2 separate regions of the Mus musculus genome follow, and region 2 is linked to region 1. Evidence: chromatin loops called from intact Hi-C (ENCODE). Cell type or tissue: gastrocnemius. All regions are shown on one strand. Each heading gives the region's core, and the rest is flanking DNA. Links, peaks and the distances in the headings are about the cores only.

Region 1 (2,930 bases), core at 225-2,724:
TTTTTACTGTCAGTTTGGTTGTGTTTTCATGTATACTGTGTTCCTGTGGCTTAAGTTCTTCCCTGAAGATACTCTCCGGTGGGATGCTTCGATTCTAAAGTTTTTCCTGATAGTAGTCTCCTGTTTCACCTTTCTAAAGCTATATAACACAGTTTACTTACACATAGAGAATCCATTTCCATAGAGGATCATATAAAATGCTAATCCCCCCTTTTTTTTGGCAGATTGTTAAGCTACACACTGGTTCATGCCATCGTGGGCTATGAGACCCTAGCTCAAAAGAACAAAATACAGCAAAGGACAATTTCCATCTGACTTCTCTCAGGACTTCTTTTTCATATCCAGAATGGCAATGTGCACACAGGCAAGTTATCTGAGTTACCTATTTTGTCTCACTGGCATATTTATATAGCTGCATAATACACTGTCATACTTACTAGAGAATAAGTTGTAACAATTCTTAGAGCAATACTTCTCACCTTACTCTACCAGGATATATGTGGCTGTTTTGTGTATCTATATTTTAGAACTAACTTGTCCGTTTCTAGAAATTATTTTATATACCAATTTTGGAGAAATTGGCAATATTTATAATACTTAGTATTTCAGTCTATAATCATAATTTATTGCTACATTGATTGCCTCTACCAGACACGTTCAGGAAAGTTGAATGTCTTACATATATTTACTTATATTTACACCTAAGAGGTTCATATCTTCAAAATATGTTCTGTGGGCTCTAACTTGTAGGTTCCAGTTGATGCATTCAATGTATAAGCAGAAACTTGCTAGACTTCCCCACATAGATTTGAAAATCTTTCTGGGTATCTTTTGATTTCCAGCAGTGGTGAGAGCTGTTTTCTTCTTTTACCTTTTCCTCTTCCTTCCACCTCTGACTGGACTCTGGTTCCATGTTGAAACAGCAGCTAGGGTAAGAAGAGGAACTCCCAAGCTTCTCCTTCAGAAGAGAAGCATAGGATACAAAGCCCCGTAGCTGCTGTTTCTACCCATAGTCCTTTTGGGAGTCGTATGTTTCTCTTTGCATCTCCCATTTTCTAGAAATAGATTATATTTGTCATAGCCTTTTCTTTACATAGTAACATGTTATTTGATATCTGGAAAAATCACAATGTAAGCCATATAAACTCAAAGAAAAGGGGAATATTAGATGTGTTAATATGGCTAATTACATGAATTGGAATTCTAAACCTATCTTTGAACTATCTTGCATTCTCAGAGTAAAACCAGAAGGGCCTCATGCCTTGTCTTATTATATGTTGCTAGACTGTTTAATAGCATTTTGCCTAGGAGTTTTGTACCTGTGAGGTACATTGGTTGATAGTTTTCTTATTATACTTATAAAATGTAAGCTAAGAGTTATGCTTGCTCATTACGTGTGAGTGGGGTGTGCTAAGGATATCATGTTTATTTTCTTCCACTCTTAACTCCTCTCCATATAAGGCAGTGCTTCCTAGTTCTCCTTGAAGCTCTGTTAGCCAATAGGAATAGGGATGCAAAGCACTTCGCATGAATCTTGCGTCAGACAAGAATGGCAGTACCTTGTCTGGGTTTTCCTGGGTAAAGGCTGTATTTAGAAAGAGTTGTTGCGTGGTGAAGGAGGACAAGAGGGCATGCATGAGTCACAACGCTTGAATATTGAGGCTATTCATCCTCTGGTTGTTCTTTTGTAGAAAAGAATCTTGGAAAATTGACATAGTCTTCATCGGAGCTAAGGGAGAACCCATCAACATTTTTCTTAGATTGTGACTTCTGACTACACTTTCTCAATGGTTTTTAAGCTCTCTGGGCCTTTTCTCTTTAAGCCAATTTCTTCCCAACCCATCCAAACAAGTTAGTAACTTAGCAACTGATCTCGTTTTGAAACGTTTGTGACACTTGCAGAACATCGTCACTTCCTTTGTGGTACCCATCATGTATTCTTTGCTCCTTACCGGCTTGGTCTGAAGTTTCTTAGTTTTATTGATTTTTTTAACAAACCAACTTTCCTGGCTTTGTGTGTTCTCTTTATTTTGTGTGTCATTTCTGAAGCTACTTTCTGGCTTCACTTTTATTTCCTTTTTATTTCGCTTTGAGATTATGTGACTTTTCTTGTGATTTCCCAGATAAATGCTTACCTCATTATTTTTCAGATGTTTCAAATAGAATTATCAACAACTACAAATCCCCACTGCGATCTCTTCCATTGTATGGATATGAAAGAGTAATTTCAATCTTTTAGTTTGGCTTTTTAGGTTTTTTTTTCCTTTGATTTGTTCTCCAACTGATATGTTGCAGAAGCTTTCTTAATTTTTAAATCAATAAGGGGTTCTTAATTATGTTTTTCTATTGGTTTTTAGATTACTTGCAGTGCTCCAGAGAACATAGTATCTATCATTTCTACCCTTGAAAATGTGTTGAATCTTACATTGTTGTTCAAGATTTTTAAATGACCTTGTGTGCCTAAGAAGACAATATATTTTCTACTTACTGATTATAATGTATTCATAAAAGTTCAGTCAGCCAAATTATTATTTAAACATGTCTATGGTGGCTAATTTTATGTCAACTTGACATAGGCTAGAGTCATCTGAGAGGAGAGAACCCCAATTGAGAAAAAAAAAAGCCTTCATAAGATTGAGGTGCAGGCAAGCATAGAGAGCATTTTCTTAATTAGTGACTGGTGTGAGAGAGCCCAGCCCATTGTGGTTGAGGTCATTCAGCTGGTTGTCCTGAGTTCCATAAGAAAGCAGGCTGAGCAAGCCATGATGAGCAATCCTGTAAGCAGCATCCCTCCATAGCCTCTTCATCAGGTCCTGCTTCCAAGGTTTCTGTCCAGTTTGAGTTCCTGTCCTGACTGCCTTCAATGGCAATGAACAGCATTATGGAATTGTAACCCAAATAAACCCTTTCCTCCCAGACTTGCTTTTGAT
Region 2 (2,930 bases), core at 141-2,640, 97 kb before region 1:
TGTCTCATTGAGAAGTTAAGGTTATTACATAATAGACGCTTAAAATCTAAGTGATTTTGTCATAATTACCCTCCTACAACAAGCTTAGTGTGTAAAAGTAAGCAAAGAAGAGAGCTGGCATAGATCTAAGTGATGGAGCACTTACCCTGCATGCACTAGGATCTGCGTCCAATCACCAGGATTACCACAACAAAGTTTACAAAGCCTATACACAATTGGTAAAACTTAGGCATTCAGATTATTTTCTAAAATTGGAAAAATGATTTTTATTCGTGATCATATCCACCAGTTAAATTCTGTTTGGTGAATGCACATTTGTGTGTGCTGGTATAAGTGGTTTCGGTGCACACATGGAAGTGAGGAGAATTCTGGGTGTACTGGTCTATCATTCACCATCTTATTGCACTGAGATAGGTTCTCTCAGTGAATCTGGTGCCAGGCGTGGATCAGTCTGCCCCAGTGTTCCACCTATCTGTTCTCCCACAGCTCTGAGATTCTGGGTTATACTGGCTTTTTATGAGGGTGCTGGGATTTTTAGTCAGCTCCTCATGCTATACATCAAGCCCTCTTATTCCTACCCTTAAGTTAAAATTTTTAATCTTCTTTTTATTTTTGAGATTATAATATATCATTTCCCCGTTCCCTTTCCTCCCTGTAAACCTTCCATGTACACATCTTGTTCTCTGTCAAATCCATGGCCTCTTTTTCATATACATGTGTTATATATATACATATATATGAGTATATATATATATATATATATATATATATATATATATATACACACACATTATGTATACATGCATATATACCTGTATGTGTATATGCATACATTCACACACATATATATGTATGCAATATACATACACACACATATATGTGAATGAATATATAGGAATATATATTTCTAAATATAAAAATACAACCTGATTATTCTTTATAATATTACTTGTATGTTTATAAGTATAATAAAGTTTTCCTCCCAAATATTTTCTTGTTTATACAAAAAACTACTATTAAGACAACACTTTATATTCCAGACATTTGTTAAGCTTCAAGTATTTAGCTACCCCTCTTCTCAGGGAATTATGGGGCTGAAATAGCAAAACTAGTAAGTGTATGGGCTGTATCTTCTCTGAATTGACAGCATAGATAGAATCCAAGTGTTCCAGTGTGCATTTGTACTTGTAGGAGTCATTTCCTCCTGTCTCCAGCACAGATATTTTATTATAAAATCTGTCAGTTGAGAGGCTCAACTTGGCTGTTTACCAGCTTGCCTGGGGGGGATTTTATGAATTATGAATTATGAACTTTTGGCTCCCACATTCTGAAGATGTTGGCTCACAGGGCAAGTATGAAGACGAGTGGTGTATAATGTCCAAAGATTCTCCCAAATTCTGGTATCAACCGGGGCTGAGAGTTGCTGATCTGGAGTGCCGGGAATTGAGACAGCCTGCCTTGATCAAGCCTCTTAGAGTTTGGAATGATTTTATATTTAAATGTCCTTGTTACAGGCTACCAGTGAGATAGGTTTACAGTAAACTGTTTTATATTCATGTGCTTTATATGGAAGCCACATCCTGATAACAAACAAGGAAAGGCAATCTAATTTAAAGCTTTCATCATTATTTCTCTTTGAGTTTTGGGGATGGACTATAATATGTTTTATATGTAAATATGTATAATAATAAAGATAACCATTATAATGATAATCTGGCTAGCTTCCCTTTTTCAGATACCTCAGGCCCCTCATATCAAACACAGAATAAATGAACAACTATCAGCAATGGGTATACTTAGAAGCAGTAAACACACCATTCCTTATAAAAGGGAATATGGCTCTGTGGCACCTCAAAACACAGAATTTCCACAGATAGAGGAGATAAAAGATTATTTCCACACAGAGGGAACTAAGGCACAAAGCAAGAGGCAAATACTTGGAGTTCCATGGCGAAGTCACAGAGCTGTGTGAATTGTTCAGTGTGGCCTGTGTGGTCTTTATGTGGGAGGCATATATACATTGCCTTCCACTGATAGGAACAAAGAATTCTGTTGGTTCTCTCTGTAGTCCTGTGGTGTGGCCTTCTGAGCAATGGACTAAGATGGGTTCTAATCCTCTTTCTGGCCTTGGGGTTCTTAGAACTGTGGGCATTGAGAAAGGCAGCAGGGAGACCTATGCCACGTATTTCTATTCCTAGGCCATATGATACAGACTTCTCTAAGTGTGTTGTCCACATTGTCCCTTAACTTGGTGTACAATTCAAGGATTTTGCCCCGTACCCTCAGTTGTGGTCTCTTAGGATGGACCAAGATTCCTGACTCACGTTGTGTTGATCTGTGGATATGGATATAGGTGTTATATGTTTGTCTTTTTAATCCTGTTGACAAGCATTGTGGCTTGAGTGTGCCAGAAGTCAGTCATGTGATAGAAAACGTGACATCCAGCCTGGTGTTTCCTGCATGGCTTCCGAAGCAACGCTCAAATTGATGGGTAGCTGAGGAACTGGTCCTCAGATGTTCTGCACTTACAGATCTCCATCTGAAAGCTGTGGGCCAGGCATCTCCTTCAAAACAAAATGACCAGAAAGAAAGAAAGAGAGAGAGAGAGAGAGAGAGAGAGAGAGAGAGAGAAAGAAAGAAAGAAAGAAAGAAAGAAAGAAAGAAAGAAAGAAAGAAAGGGAAAGAAAGAAAAGAGAAAGAAAAGAGAGAGAGAGGAAGGGAGGGAGGGAGGGAGGGAGGGAGGAAGGAAGGAAGGAAGGAAGGAAGGAAGAAGGGAGGGGGAGGGAGGGAGGGAGGGAGGGAGAGAGAGAGAGAGAGAGAGAGAGAGAGAGAGAGAGAGAGAGAGAGAAAATAATATGGCATAAAGTTGCAAACACACACGCTAGTCGACCTAGTAAAGTTTCAGTTCGCTAGATCCAAATCTGTTAAGT

The links. A loop is a pair of places that touch in the nucleus more often than their neighbours do. Peaks named below come from ENCODE experiments on the same cell type or tissue, not always from the same donor. Only the 100,000 strongest peaks of a DNase experiment are listed, where the experiment ranks them.
Region 2: a loop joins it to region 1, with 2.2 times the contacts of the local background. A loop is called at or near these places in 2 of 42 quality-filtered maps.

What each region holds. Positions count from the first base shown.
Region 1 is chr19:26,983,354-26,986,283 of GRCm38, reverse strand. No RefSeq gene overlaps it. Among named protein-coding and RNA genes, the nearest start is that of Gm815, 99 kb to the right of the region's middle. In gastrocnemius, for the core only: no CTCF peak of the experiment used is centred there; no DNase peak of the experiment used is centred there.
Region 2 is chr19:27,080,728-27,083,657 of GRCm38, reverse strand. No RefSeq gene overlaps it. Among named protein-coding and RNA genes, the nearest start is that of Vldlr, 130 kb to the left of the region's middle. In gastrocnemius, for the core only: no CTCF peak of the experiment used is centred there; a DNase peak (open chromatin) is centred at 1,278.